Regions from separate parts of the Homo sapiens genome. Here regions 1, 3, 4 and 5 are each linked to region 2. Evidence: chromatin contacts called from ENCODE Hi-C or POLR2A ChIA-PET data. All regions are on one chromosome and are shown on one strand. Each heading gives the region's core, a stretch centred on a gene start or an enhancer-like site at or near the end of the contact. The rest is flanking DNA. Distances are from core to core; before and after follow the strand shown.

What was found. Hi-C counts contacts between places; a loop is a spot of excess contacts on that map. ChIA-PET counts read pairs that join two places held with the same protein, here RNA polymerase II (POLR2A). Pooled maps may share reads with other maps.
Region 1: a loop to region 2 is called in a map of CD4-positive, alpha-beta T cell, with 13 times the contacts of the local background. The contact joins the promoter of CLASP1-AS1 here to the promoter of C2orf76 in region 2. A Hi-C loop is called at or near these places in 2 of 168 maps with a recorded cell type or tissue (CD4-positive, alpha-beta T cell and CD8-positive, alpha-beta T cell), 1 of 37 single-sample maps with no recorded cell type and 13 of 50 pooled maps. POLR2A ChIA-PET finds 5 or more read pairs at or near these places in 1 of 52 experiments (activated B cell).
Region 3: a map of CD4-positive, alpha-beta T cell shows a loop between it and region 2 (6-fold over the local background). The contact joins the promoter of TSN here to the promoter of C2orf76 in region 2. A Hi-C loop is called at or near these places in 2 of 168 maps with a recorded cell type or tissue (CD4-positive, alpha-beta T cell and naive thymus-derived CD4-positive, alpha-beta T cell), 3 of 37 single-sample maps with no recorded cell type and 11 of 50 pooled maps.
Region 4: a loop to region 2 is called in a map of CD8-positive, alpha-beta T cell, with 10 times the contacts of the local background. The contact joins the promoter of CLASP1 here to the promoter of C2orf76 in region 2. A Hi-C loop is called at or near these places in 3 of 168 maps with a recorded cell type or tissue (CD4-positive, alpha-beta memory T cell, CD8-positive, alpha-beta T cell and naive thymus-derived CD4-positive, alpha-beta T cell), 1 of 37 single-sample maps with no recorded cell type and 11 of 50 pooled maps. POLR2A ChIA-PET finds 5 or more read pairs at or near these places in 1 of 52 experiments (CD4-positive, alpha-beta memory T cell).
Region 5: a loop to region 2 is called in a map of naive thymus-derived CD4-positive, alpha-beta T cell, with 8 times the contacts of the local background. The contact joins the promoter of NIFK here to the promoter of C2orf76 in region 2. A Hi-C loop is called at or near these places in 1 of 168 maps with a recorded cell type or tissue (naive thymus-derived CD4-positive, alpha-beta T cell), 1 of 37 single-sample maps with no recorded cell type and 12 of 50 pooled maps.

Annotation. Positions count from the first base shown.
Region 1 is chr2:121,528,832-121,531,531 of GRCh38, forward strand. CLASP1-AS1 (CLASP1 antisense RNA 1) reads left to right here and starts at 1,337. Exons shown (of 2, transcript XR_001739683.2): 1 at 1,337-1,944. It overlaps CLASP1 (cytoplasmic linker associated protein 1), which reads right to left. Exons shown (of 41, transcript NM_001395891.1): 3 at 1,416-1,494. It overlaps RNU4ATAC (RNA, U4atac small nuclear), which reads left to right and starts at 2,049; the gene lies at 2,049-2,178. RefSeq lists a silencer at 1,207-1,406 and an enhancer at 1,597-1,726.
Region 2 is chr2:119,365,559-119,368,258 of GRCh38, forward strand. It overlaps C2orf76 (chromosome 2 open reading frame 76), which reads right to left and starts at 1,276. Exons shown (of 6, transcript NM_001322331.2): 1 at 1,232-1,276. It overlaps DBI (diazepam binding inhibitor, acyl-CoA binding protein), which reads left to right and starts at 1,419. Exons shown (of 4, transcript NM_001079862.4): 1 at 1,419-1,502; 2 at 2,630-2,700. The coding sequence starts at 1,494. RefSeq lists enhancers at 850-1,109, 1,480-1,809, 2,340-2,539 and a silencer at 1,230-1,379.
Region 3 is chr2:121,754,337-121,757,036 of GRCh38, forward strand. TSN (translin) reads left to right here and starts at 1,315. Exons shown (of 6, transcript NM_004622.3): 1 at 1,315-1,509. The coding sequence starts at 1,444. RefSeq lists an enhancer at 1,180-1,369.
Region 4 is chr2:121,648,148-121,650,847 of GRCh38, forward strand. It overlaps CLASP1 (cytoplasmic linker associated protein 1), which reads right to left and starts at 1,315. Exons shown (of 41, transcript NM_001395891.1): 1 at 1,225-1,315. It overlaps NIFK-AS1 (NIFK antisense RNA 1), which reads left to right and starts at 1,507. Exons shown (of 4, transcript NR_037857.1): 1 at 1,507-2,234; 2 at 2,321-2,535. RefSeq lists enhancers at 269-897, 898-1,524, 1,556-1,825.
Region 5 is chr2:121,735,446-121,738,145 of GRCh38, forward strand. NIFK (nucleolar protein interacting with the FHA domain of MKI67) reads right to left here and starts at 1,430. Exons shown (of 7, transcript NM_032390.5): 1 at 1,301-1,430; 2 at 168-305. The coding sequence starts at 1,405. RefSeq lists an enhancer at 1,317-1,366 and a silencer at 1,467-1,916.

The DNA.
Region 1 (2,700 bases), core at 87-2,586, 2.2 Mb after region 2:
GGTCACCAAGTATTCCTATCTCAATTATGTGGGAAGACAAACCCCTGACCTAAATGATGTATCTCATTCTAAAACCACTCATCTTTGCTCACAGCTCTACTCTCCTTGCTGAAGTCCATGAAAGTCACCAAAAGAGTCTGCAAAATCCTTTGCATGGACAGATACACTATTTGTCTTCCTCCTTACCCCACGTTCCTCCAGCCAGTTCCCAACGTATTTGTAAGCTGATAAAAATGGAAGACCTTGAGAGGAAGAGTCAACAGAAAGGAAAATTTAGGTAAAACACAAGGAGAGGGGCTCCAGTATATGTGTTTGGGGGTGGAAGGAGTGGGCACTTATGAATAAATCTTAAGTTTCATCACTATTGTGTATTTTTAGTTTTACATCACGCCCATACACACATGAGACAGAGCCCAGCTCTCCATCTTCCCCGACATACCCAGGGTGGACCCTCCCACCAGTGGTCCAAGTGCACCTGTAGACCAGAGATCAGCTTATTTTAAGAGTTTGTAAACCTCTATTACATGAGATATCCCTGAATAATTCAGCTAATTTAGGAGGAAAATGGAACACTATTAAAATATCAAATGTCTAAAAGTAAAAGCTTTTTTTAAATTTGTAAACAGTCGGTGCTCATGACCTTTTCAGAAGGAGCATATTGGTCGGAAAGTTAACAGTAAAGAATACATGTGTACCAACGTAAAACAGAGAAATTCCATAAGGAAATGGTTGCATAGAGATGCTTAGTGTTTATACTACCCCCATGAAACACCGGAGGTCAGGAATTTAGAGGTATTTAAATCTATGAAATCTGTGGGTTTTGTTTCATTTTGCTGACATACTGTTTTCCCTTCAAAATAAGAGTGAACATTTACTATACATTTGTAATGACATTTACAATCAAGGTGAAAATAGTCATGCCAACCATAATCATCTGGAGAAAAATACAACTGGCTTGGTTTTATAGGATTTCTCAAGGAAAACTGCCTCTCATTAAAGGGGACCGGGGTCAGGGTAAAATATGACTTGGTTGGCACTAAAGAGTGACAGCTAATTTAGCATAAGAAATAAAAATGGCACTAATATTTCATATTAGAACACGTATTACTAAGTTCCGTGTGAGAACACAGTGAAGCCAGTACAAAGGTATGGGGGAGGGTAAGGGCGCCCGCAGGCCCAGAGGCCAGGGGAGTCCAGCTGGAAGGGAAGGCAGCGGGGCGGCCGACCCAGGCTGCGAGTGCTTAGGGGGGCTGCGGGGGAGGGCGGGGACTGGCTGTTTGGGAGGAGCGGAAGGGAGGGAGAGGGGGCTGGAGGGGAGGCAGGGTGGCTGCCGGGAGGGTTTGGGAGCCGGGGAGGCCGAGGGAAGGCTGGGGGTCTGAAGGGGCCGGGTCCGCTCCACAAGTGCCGCAGCTCACCTGTGCCGATCTGCGCCTTGAACCGATCCTGCAGCCGGGTCACCAGGGCGGACAGGATGTCCATGCCCAGCAGAACCACCTGCAGCGGGAAACACCGGGAGCCTGTTAGCAGCCGGCCTGCGGGGCAGCGCTCCCGCCCACCCGCTCCGGGGAGGCCTAGACATTTCCGGCCCAGACGCAGTCCGAGAGTCCAGACGCATGCCGACTGGAGGACCAAAGAGATTAGCACGAAGAAGGATGATCTTCCACAAAAAGAGCTATGTACAGCTATAATGGAAAATACTCGGTGAGGAGAAACGAAATAAAAGGCAATACAGCGTAGCCAAACCCGGGTTAGCTGCGGGTGGAGTTCAAGAGCGCGCCGCGGTCCCGCCCCCGCCAGCCCCGCCCCGGCGAGAAAAGCGTATGCAAATTTTCGAGCGGCCGACGCGCGGTCTTCTGGGTAAAACCGAGCCGCCGCTTTTGCGACCCTTCGGGAGCCTCAGAAAACAAAGAATTGGGGTGTCGTCGAAAGCTGTGGAGGCTGGAGGTAAGCTAGCTACCAGACCGACTAGGGCGAGGCTCACGAATTAATTACCACAACCCTACCAGGTATTGGCGCTTCCTGCTTGCAGCCCAGGGACTTTCTATTATAACCATCCTTTTCTTGGGGTTGCGCTACTGTCCAATGAGCGCATAGTGAGGGCAGTACTGCTAACGCCTGAACAACACACCCGCATCAACTAGAGCTTTTGCTTTATTTTGGTGCAATTTTTGGAAAAATGAAAACCTGTTTTCATAGACTTATCAGTTCAAACAGCAGTAATTCGTAAATAAACTAGTACTTTGTGGTTAAACCAGTAGAGGGTGCACAAGACGCGTGGTTTTAGTGTCGCAAGTAAAGTTCTTTCAGTTTTTGCGGTGATTAAACGGGAAGGATTTCAACAGAACTTCACCCCTTTAACTTTACGCCGATCATCAACTGTTCTGTAACTTCCTTATGCTGAGTCAGCCCAGTAGTCTAGGTCAAGTTTCAATAGGAGACGAAGTTTCAGTAGGTCTTTGCACCTCACATAAAATGTAATCCAGGTCGGGCGCGGTGGCTCACGCCTGCAATCCCAGCACTTTGGGAGGCCGAGGGGGGCGGATCACGAGGTCAGGAGATCGAGACCATCCTGGCTAACACAGTGAAACTCCGTCTCTCCTAAAAATACAAAAAATTAGCCGGGCGAGGTGGCCGGCGCCTGTAGTCCCAGCTGCTCGGGAGGCTGAGGCAGGAGAATGGCGTGAATCCGGGGGGGTGGAG
Region 2 (2,700 bases), core at 26-2,525:
GGAGGGGGAAGGTGTAGGCAGGGCAGAGATTTGTAGTCCAGCCCTCTTGCCACAAATTATGAATTAGAGAGGAATGACTTTGCTTTTTTAATGATCTCCAGAGAATTTTCCATCATTTCCCTCTCTTCACCCAGCTCCTTTGCAACCACTGCCAGAGAAGTCTTCCTTTAGCTTCTTAAACATCGATCCTAAAACACTTCCAGACACCTGTGCTGCTCCTTTCAGTTCCCATGGAGATTAGGCTGTGTAACAATCTCGCAAAGACGTTCCCCTCCGTCTCCTCATCCTCTTTTCAAACCCTTTTACGATTTCCCATCTCACTCAGCATGACAGTCAAAGTCCCTGTGATGGCCAACTTCTGCATCACCTAGCCAGTCTGCCACCGCCAAAACTCTCCAGCCTCATCTTTCTACTCTTCCCCTGGTTCCTTGCCCACGCCTTTACACTTGTTCTCTGCTTGGAATCTTCCCTCCCCTCCTTGAGGAACTTTCTCAAATGTCACCTTCCCTCAATACTCCCCCTCCTCCATTTAAAACTATAAACTTCCAACTCTCTAAGCCCCTAAAGTACTCTATATTTAACTTATTGTATAAACTACTGTCCCTACTTGTAAGTTCCAAGATTGCAGGGATTCACCCGCTTTGTTCACTGCTGTCTGCCAAGGTCTAGAACAGTGCAAGTTACCCAACAGGAGTTCAATAAACAGCCATTCATTTAACAAATATTTGCTGAGCACTTCGTCCCGTCCAAGTTTGTTAAATCAAGACAAATAAGACACCGTCCCTGCCTTTAACGCACCAGATGGAGAAATGCACCACAGACATAAATGTGCAATACAGGCCTGACACTACGGCCACAAGCAAGTCAAAGAACGTGCCAAAAGTTCAGAGGAAGAAGCCTCGGCTTCGCCTTTCGGGAGACCAGTCCAGCTTTCCACCATCACGCTGCTCATCAGGGACCATCTCCGGGGGTCTCCTCTAGACCCCAAGGGAGGAGCGGGTCCCGCCCGCCATTCCCAGGTCTCAGAGTTTACTTGTCCAGAGATGCAACTTCCGGCCTCTTCAGGCCGGGCAAGATTTAAGGAAAGAAAAGAAACATAAGGACCTCCGTTCTTCGGTCTCCGTCCCCTCCCCTTCCCCCGCGTGCCGTCCCCACAACGGGCCAGGACTGAACCCAACTCTCGACCAACTCCCGGCAGCAAAACTAAGCACCCTACTTCCGTTGTCCCCACCTGTTCCCGGCGTCCCCTTCGGCTACTCCCGGCGTTTGCGCAAGCGGTCCCACGTGGGCTCGGGCGGGGCTAGCGCCGCGGCGGGGGCTGGGCACGCCCCTAGCGCATAGCTGGCTTCTGATTGGCTTTCCGGTGCTCGCCCGAGCAGGGTTGGGGCGAGTGGACCGCGCCTCTAAAGGCGCTTGCCAGTGCAATCTGGGCGATCGCTTCCTGGTCCTCGCCTCCTCCGCTGTCTCCCTGGAGTTCTTGCAAGTCGGCCAGGATGTCTCAGGTACAGCGCGTGCACAGCCAGGCTGCGAAGGTGCAGCGGGCGGGAGGCCCGTTGGGGGCTCAGCCGGCTGCCAGAAGCTCTCGGGCTCTTTCCTTCCGTGCCCCTCACTTGCTCATGGGCCCATGCCTAGCCCTGATTCGTTGGACAGAGCCTTGTGAGCGGGATTTTCCGTTTGGGGATTTCTAAATCTGCTGCCCACCCCGCAACTGCCGGAAAGTTGCCCATGGGGTGGACTTCGCTGTGTAGCGGGAGAGGGGTGGGAGTCGAGGGTGCTTGATGGAGAGATGGGGGAAGGGGTTGCACGGATTGGAGGAGCGAGGAGACTCAGTCCCCATCCCGAAGCACAGGGCAGGACGTCGCGGCGGAGTGGGGAAGCGAGGAGTCCGTGGCCGAGAGCTTGGAGGTCAGGGGAAGTACGGGGCCGGCTGCTCAGAGTGCGGGACGAGGAGAATCGCGGCCCGGGGAGAGGTGACCCAGGGGCCCCTCCCTTCTCTCCAGTGTAGACCCTTGTCTGAGACCGAGCTATGTGGGGCGACCTCTGGCTCCTCCCGCCTGCCTCTGCCAATCCGGGCACTGGGACAGAGGTCGGTGTTGAACGCGCGGGCCCCAGGGGGAGGGAGGGGACCAACGGGCTCCGGCGCTGACACCGCGGCACTCATGCCCTGTCCCCTTTCAGCTGTTTCCAGCATACTGTGCCCCGTCTGTCCTCAGGCCAGGGCTTCGCTGCAGCCCCGGCCACTCCCTAGTGCCTGGCCCGGTGGTGGCCAGGCAGTTGGCCGCGCTGCTTCTCCCGCAGAGGGGACCCCCACTGGGGGCGAAGGCTTGGCCTGCCCTCTTCACTGCTGTATTTCCAGACCTGATGCCTGCGTTTGTGAGAGCTCTGGATATATGGTTTTCGATTGAATGAGTGAACTGGAGGGGCTTCCCCTTCTTGTGTTGCTGAATCTTTCTAGCTGCCCTGTTGGGGCAGGGAGGGGCAGACACACTTCAGGGGCTGCATTGCCCGAAGGGTGCCACCTTTCCCACCTCTCCATCCCCGTAACTGGGCTGTCATCAGGCCACAGTAGGATTCTTACCCTCTCCCACCCAGAGGAGGCCCTCAATCCTCTCCTCTCCCTTCCATTTAGGCTGAGTTTGAGAAAGCTGCAGAGGAGGTTAGGCACCTTAAGACCAAGCCATCGGATGAGGAGATGCTGTT
Region 3 (2,700 bases), core at 65-2,564, 2.4 Mb after region 2:
CTAACTCTAGGTAAAACGGAGAGGTGACGAAAGTTTGTATGAGAACAAATAGGATTCTTTAGGACAGACGAATGGGTTTTGGGAGAACAAACACGAGATAAGAAAGGGTTTTTTATTTTTTTTGAGACGGAGTCTGTTGCCCAGGCTATAGTGCAGTGGTGTGATCTCGGCTAACTGCAACCTGTGCCTCCCGGGTTCAAGCGATTCTTCTGCCTCAGTCTCCCGAGTTGCCGGGATTACAGGCGCGCGCCACCACGCCCGGCTAGTTTTTGTATCTTTAGTAGAGACGGAGTTTCACCATGTTGGTCAGGCTGGTCTCGAACTCCTGACTTTGTGATCTGCCCGCCTTGGCCTCCCAAAGTGTTGGGATTACAGGTGTGAGCCACTGCGCCCGGCCGATAGTTTTTTAAAAATGTAGGTGCTAGTGGTCTTACTGTCTTCTTCATGGACATGAAATTATTCTCATATAATGAGAATTAAATATGATCCTTCATGTAAAGAGTTTAGAATAATGTCAGAAACAAAGCAAGCAATAAATTATCATTTAGTTGATAAGAATCATTCCAATTCATCTGGCGAGTGCAACACACACACACACTGTATTTGTGTATGGAATAACTGTTCAAGAACACACACACAGTATGTGTGTATGAAATAACTCTTCAAGAACAAAGGGGAAACCGTTATAGGGCATGAAAGGGGAAACCGTTATAGGGCATGGAAGGGGAATTAGGACAAGGTGTGAGTGGAAAGAGAAACATCCCACCGCACACGCTTAAAAAAGCCGTTTAATTTAAAAATAGGTAATACAGCCATACAGAGAAGACATTAAAAGATCTACACAGAAAATTTTCGCTCCCAATCCATTCCCTACTCACAGTCCTACATACGTTACTTTTATTTTCCTTTTTTTTGGAAATGCACTGGCCCCCTACTCTCTCACGAAGGCTGAACTCTCTCTACATTCTTCTGCACCTGTTTTTTGTGCATACTCTTTCGTTGTCAAATATTTCCCTCCAACTGTTGTTGTGTATGAAATAAATACACACATATAAGCTAACCAGCCCCACTTGCCCGCACCACCTACACGCCCGTCCCCGCCCTCCCTCAGGCCCACGTGCTCCGAGGGCCGCCTTCGCAGGTTGTTTCTGGCGATGCCTGTCTGAAGGCCTCAGACTGAGGCCCCGCCCACTCTCCCTCTCCTCTGCCCTTTGGACGCGCGCCTCGGTTCCGAACGCAGCGGACGGCGCCTCAGGCAGCGCGGCGGACAGCCCGTCCTCCGGCGCGCCGCGAGCCTCGGAGGACCCTAGCGACGGTCGTGGCGTAAGACCGGGGGGACGCGGCGGTAGCGGCGGCCGTTGCGATTGATTGCGCTGGTTGCCTGCGGCGTCCACTTCCTTGGCCGCCCTTGCTACACTGGCTGATTGTTGTGCAGCCGGCGCCATGTCTGTGAGCGAGATCTTCGTGGAGCTGCAGGGCTTTTTGGCTGCCGAGCAGGACATCCGAGAGGCGAGCCCCCTCCCTTCCCCATTCCCTTTGCCTTTCCATGCCTAGTTGGGCCACTTCGCCCGGCCCTCCTCTGTCGCTCAGTCTCGGGCGGTGGGGACGCCTCCGAGGGTGGGTTGCTTCCCCTCTAGCTTTAGGTTAGGCACTCCCCGCCCCCGCCCAAAATTTTGCTGCTCTGTCCTGATTCCCCGTGTTCGAGTCTCAGCTTCTCAGCATCACTTGCCTCGTTTGTGTCAGTTTTCCTTCTTTTCAGCACTTGTTTATATCGAAGGCTCGATTAGCACCTGGTCTTCAGCGAATGAGCGTTTCGTGTATTTTTGTTGGTGTCTTAAAAGCACATGTGATCTGCTTAAAACTCTCCTGTGATTTCCTATGCCACACAGGATAAAAAATCAGACTCTACTGTGGCTCACATGGTTTCTCTTCAATCTCGTTTATGCTCTCTGTCTTTGTGTATGATGTTCACTTTACCTCTTCTAGTGCCCCAAATAGCTTCCTGCCTGTTTGCTTTTCCTGGAATTTGCTTCTTTCCCGTTCTTTTCCTGATTGTCTCGTATTTATCTCATTGGCGTCACAGTCTAAGCGATCTATTTCCTGTTATGTTTTCTAGTAGCACATTAACTTTTTTTAATGTGTGTAATATTGATTATTTTAAAAAAATCTTCTCCCTCATTGTATGTTAAACCGCCAGAGGGAAGGGATTGTGTGCTTGGTTCCCCGGTATTTACACAGTGCCTCGCACATAAGTATGCTCAGTGAATATTTTAAAAATGAATTAGAGGCGGGGAGCGGCGCCTCATGCCTGTAATTCCAGCATTTTGGGAGGCCGAGGCGGCCAGATCACCTGAGGTAAGGAGTTTGAGACCAGCCTGGCCAACATGGGGAAACCCTGTCTCTACTAAAAATATAAAAGAACATTAACTGGGCATGGTTGCGCACACCTGTAATCCCAGCTACTCGGGAGGCTGAAGCAGGAGAATGGCGTGAACCCGGGAGGCGGAGGTTGCGGTGAGCTGAGATCGCGCCACTGCACTCCAGCCTGGGTGACAGAGCGAGACTCCGTCTCAAAAAAAAAAAAAAAAAGAAAAAAGAATTAGAAATACCCGACTCTTGTGTTGCATTTAACTCTTCATTTTGCAAGTTGCGTTCACACACGTCATCCATTATAATGTCCCAATTGAATACTTGGGTTTA
Region 4 (2,700 bases), core at 65-2,564, 2.3 Mb after region 2:
GCCAATATCCAGGATCCCTCATATCGAGAGGTCAGTTACCGTCGTAAATAATCGTAGTAATAAAAACAATTTCTAATGCCAGAATTGAAAACGGACTGTGGCACCCAAATAGGGTCCAAGGTACATGGCGGCATGAAACTATTTCTCGCTTCTGACTCTTCTGCATCACGGTCTCCCAAAGGACTAGAGAATCTGAAGCTCTCATTGCCACATCTACAAATGAAAGTATCATGTTTAAAGAGCTCACAGGTTCTACGAATGGTCAGTATTTAATGAACGCACCCCACTACACAGAAACTCACCCAGCTGCAAACTCAGCTGCAAACTCACCACAGCGTGCTTTCAGACTCCACATTAATTTTTTTTAATTTTAGAAGCAAACAACTATTTTAAAAATATTATGTAATAATTTAAACTCTGGAAAGCCCCATACTCATCCCAGCAGCTCGGAAAACGGAAAGCAAAATTCGATTAGCTCCATTGTACCTAGCCAGGCTAACGTGCAAGATCACACACTCATCTTCGTCAGAGCGTCTCTGCCAATACCAAAGAACAACAAAGGCAAGTTGAGAAGTCTGCACAGGCTTAACTCAGCACTTGTTCGCTTTCCCAGCTTCAGAAAGAAGCTCTTCGAAGGCCCCGGGAACCAAGGGGACCTTGTGCATCCCATCAAGCCGGCCGCTCCGCTCGGCGCCGCTCGCGCAGCTTTTGTCTGGCCCGGTTGGGAGCCCAGGACGGGAGCCCGGGCCGCCCGCCTCCCGGCACCCCTTCTCTCTGGATCTTTCTTCACACCCATCACTCGCCAATGACTAGTTGTTGTGGGTTTCTCTCCCTCGCCCCCTCCCTTCCTTTCAAACGCGCCCCGGGCTCGCTGGCTTCTCCCACCCGGCAGGGGAGACTCGGGTTAGGAAGGGGGCCCGGGTGGGGTCTGGAAAAGGGAAACAGAGAGGGGCACACAAAGCCCGACTGACCCCAGGGCCGATCCCCTCCCTCTGCAAAGCAGCCTGGGCTCAGCGACCTACTGGTTGGATAAACAACCCTCGCATCCCGCTCCTCGCCAGGCTCCCACCTCAGGGCCGCCCCATCCCCCCAAAGTGCACCCAAGAGCCGATGACAGCGCTGGACATCGCCCCCACCCAGACCCGGCGCCCGCCACTGCGCGGGAGGGGCCAGGGCCGCGAGAGGGCTCGGGTCTGACCCTCCGCCCCCTGACCGGGTACTTACAGCCCTGTTTTTCGTTACTGTTGCCGCTGCGGACCAGAGAGCCGCCGCCTTCTCCTCCACCCCAATGAGGTTAAGCGCTTGGTGCGGGGATTAAAAAAAAAAAAAAAGAAAAAAAAAAAAAAGACCGAGAGAGCGAGAGAGACGCCGAGGGCGCCTGCGCAGTGCGGTCACCCTTTTTCTTCTTACCGCCACCAACCCGGGTACACCATAGAGAGCGTAAACCGAGACCAGAGAGGCGGCTGCCTCTCTATGGTAACGCCCCGCGCAGGCGCTGGCCTGGCCGTGTTAGGCTTCGCTGGCGTAAAGTCCCCGGGAGCTTTGCCCCTCACGGAGAACGTTAGTTGACCCTGATGGGGACCCGTAGGGTAAAGGTTTTGTTTTTGTTTTTTTTTACGGAAAAGGTTGTGGTTAGGCCCCTTGGAAAGTTGCGACAAAACTCGAGTTAGACAAGGAAGGTCGGAACTAAGTGGCCACAGCAACAATGCACCAGCAAGCAGGGAGCGTGATAGGAAGAGCTAAAGAGGAATCGGGAAACCCTGGGTAAAAGTCGTCCAAGTGGAACTTCCTTTGGTCGGGGGTCTGATACTCGAAGGAAACGGTCTTTCACTTCTGGGTTAGGGCGTCCGCCCAGAGGGCGACTGCAATGAAGGAAATTGTGCCCTGCGACTTCCCGTAACAGAGCTGTGTGTCCACGCTCCCTTTTCCGAGCAGGCGCGGACGCTTGTGCCGGAAGTAAACTTGTTAACGGTTCTTTGCCTTTTGGGGAGGGGAGACAGCCCAGAGAAGGCTTTGGAGACCCTTGAGTCGGCCAGCGAGCAGGGTTTCTTACTTGAGCGCCTCCACAAATAAACGCTCCTTCGCTCCTCCGTCGCGTGCGTTTCCCTGGGATAATAAGTGGGAAAGTGGTGGCTTTTATTTTTTTGAGACAGGGTCTCACCGCCGTCGCCCAGGCCGGATGGAGTGCAGTGGCGCGATCACGGCTCACTGCAGCCTCGACTTCCCAGGCTCAGGTGATCCTCCTGCCTTAGCCTCCCGAGTAGCTGGAATTACAGGCGTGCACCACCCCCCCCCAACTACTTTTTGTATTTTTTTGTAGAGATGGGTTTCACCATGTTTCCCAGCCTTGTCTCAAACTCCTGACCTCAAGTGATCCGCCGTCTTGGGTCTTCGAAAGTGCTGGGACAGCAGGAGTGAGCCACCGCATCTGGCCCGGAAAGTGTTTTGGAGCGTAGAAAAATGCAAATTATAGGGCTGCCTTCAAGGATCCCGAAGGACCCACAGATTTGCCGCATCAGGCTCCTATGCACGCCGGTAATTTGATGTGTTGAGATGCACTGCCCAGTGCGTTGTTTTTACTGGAGGAGCTTGTGTGCGGAGCTCCTTGCTAGTGTATGTGTTGGGATGGGAGAGAAGTGCGGGAGAACTATGAGATAATGCCCCCTGATCCTCAGGGTCTTAGGAGGTATGGTCGGAGAG
Region 5 (2,700 bases), core at 180-2,679, 2.4 Mb after region 2:
TAATACTGATTTTGCTCCTGTAGCTGTTTCAGATTCTAAACCTCCTCCACTCTCCTTTTTGGAATGAAATCTGATAAGCAATAATGTATGCGTGAACGTGCTCTTTAATGTCAAGGATAATACACATTTGAAAAACAAAACATTAAATCCAACTGCAAAAATCTTACCCTTTTACTTCTGGACAGCCTGAACCGTGTCACAGTGCCAAACTGGGAGAAATATGAAAAGATCTGGGTTTCGTCAAGTAGGTTAGGTAGGTGGCGCACATAGACTACTCCAGGAGTAAGTTGTTCTTGTTTTTTTCGCTAAAGACGTAAAGACCAGGTAAATTAAATATATAAATAAGAAAATCACATTGTAACAAAACCCCTAGCCCTCGGCCCAAGAACCTATTCTGCATTTCCACTTACCACAGTAGTAATTAAAGAACTGGCTGTTTAGTGTTTCTCTCCCCACAAAGGCCATGGTCAAGCAGTAGTCAACTATCTTTCCAGCCTGGCATCCCAGCACCCAGTATAATATTAGAGCTCAATAACTATGTCAATCAACGGATAAGCAAGGACATCTTTGAACAAGCCATTTTAGATCTTCTGCCCAGAGAACTCTACATAAACGTAGGCTTCAATTTGGTATGCATATTACTGTTTACTCGCACTTCATCGAAAAATTTTCGATACGCTTGTTAACTCTCACGGTACAGATTAGCCTTTCAACGTCTCAGTCATCATAGCCTTACCTCTGTAACAGGAACTTCTAAGTTTTCCTGTGTATTTTATGCTAAAAACCACAGAAAGTATAAGCGATGTCAGGGGCCCTAGTCAGCAAGTGGAACCTGGCAAATACTCTATTTTAATAACTCCCAGATCACCAACCCGGCATACAAACTTCCCGAATGTGTTAAGTCTGGGGCTCCCATTTTTGGGGGAAACGCGGAAGCGTGACAGCTCTAACCCGGAGATAACCTGTGGTATAGGAGCCTATTCCCTCCAGCTGGTTCTTTCTACTGCTTCTGTCACCCCAATACTTCCCCGTTACCCTCCACATGAAGGCTCCAGGGCCTCAGCGGCCAAACCCCTCCATCATTTACCGAACAGCGTAAACCCTTTCGTCTCGGAAACCGTGGCCTGCAAGCTTAAGAGGTCGGTCCCTGATTCGGTCGAATCCACTTGGGAGACCCTGGAGGTAATGAAGGCGAGCACGAAGGCAAGGGGCGCCCGGGCCGGAAACCGTGCAACCCCAGATACCCTCTAGACCCGGTCCATCGCCCCCGCTCGCAGCCTGGGCCAGGGTGCCTGCTCACCTGGGTTATGCGCTTGCGAACCTGCGCCACCTCCTTTTGAAACTCGACATCTTCCTGCGGATTAAGCGACAGGATTGGCCCAGCCGGGCCAGAAAAAGTCGCCATGCCAAAAGCCGCCGACGCTAACCACGCGGCGCTCCCGGAAACGTCGGGCTCCCAGCTCCCCCGAGGCGGAAGTAGAGGCAGGACAGGGGCGGGGCGAAGCGCTAAGGCGAGGCGAGGCGTGGCGAGGGGCGGGGAGGGCCATGAGTCGGGCGCGGGGTTGGAGCAGGAGTTGCCCGGAGAAGCGGGGGCGGGGCACGGGGTGTGGCGAGGCGCGGGGCGGGGCATAAATTGCGCCAGGGGCGAGGGCGGGGCACGAGGTCGTGCCGAGAGACTGGGAGAGGCGTGAGTCGCGCGGAGGCGCGACATGGGGCGTGACGAGGAGCGGAGGGCGGGGCGTGAGTAGCGCCGAGGCGCGGAGGCGGGGCGCAGGGGCGTGCCGAGGCGCGGCAGCGGGGTCTGGGGCTGGGGCTGGGCCGTGGGGAGCTCCCGCACCCTCGGCTGTCGGGGCGCCGGCTGGCTTCGCTTAAGAGTGCCTGAAACAATTACGTTCACGCCTACTTTCAAAAAAGGTCTAAAATAAATTCCAAAACAGTACCTGTGTCCTTGAGATGCTGCTCTCATTCCTCAATTTGCTTATTATTATTATTATTTTTTTTTGAGACAGAGTTTCGCTTTGGTTGCCCAGGCTGGAGTGCAATGGCGCAATCTCGGCTCACTGCAACTTCCAACTTCCGCCTCCCGGGTTCAAGCGATTCTCCTGCCTCAGTCTTCCGAGTAGCTGATTACAGGCGCCCGCCACCACTCCCAGCTTAATTTGTACGTTACCACTCCCAGCTTAATTTGTATGTTTAGTAGAAACGGGGTTTCACCATGTTGGCCAGGCTGGTCTCGAACTCCTGACCTCAGGTGATCCACCCGCCTCAGCCTCCCAAAGTACTGGGATAACAGGCGTGAGCCACCGCGCCCGGCCCTAATTTGGTTATTCTTTCACTCACTTGTGTGTGAGCTCTCCTGTGTGGCCCCGTCCGTCCGCGGCCCTTGGAGAACTTACAGCCTGAGGGCAGCATGGCTGCTTTAAGAGACCAAAGAGGCTTGTGGGGGAGAGGCACACTGGGTGGCGCCGGAGGGTCCCCCTTAGGAGGTGGCGTTAGCACCGAGGCCTGAAGGCTAAAGAGCGGGGTGTGGAGAACCGAGCGCCTGCCGTCCGCTGGACCGGACAGGCCTGCACAGTGTTCCTAGGTCTAGAAAGAAGGACGCGGCAGTGGGGTTGGAGCCCAGCACAGGAGGGAAGAGCTGCGAGGCGGCAGGCTGGAGCCCCATGACTGTGTGTCAAAGTATGAAACTGGGGTTTTGTA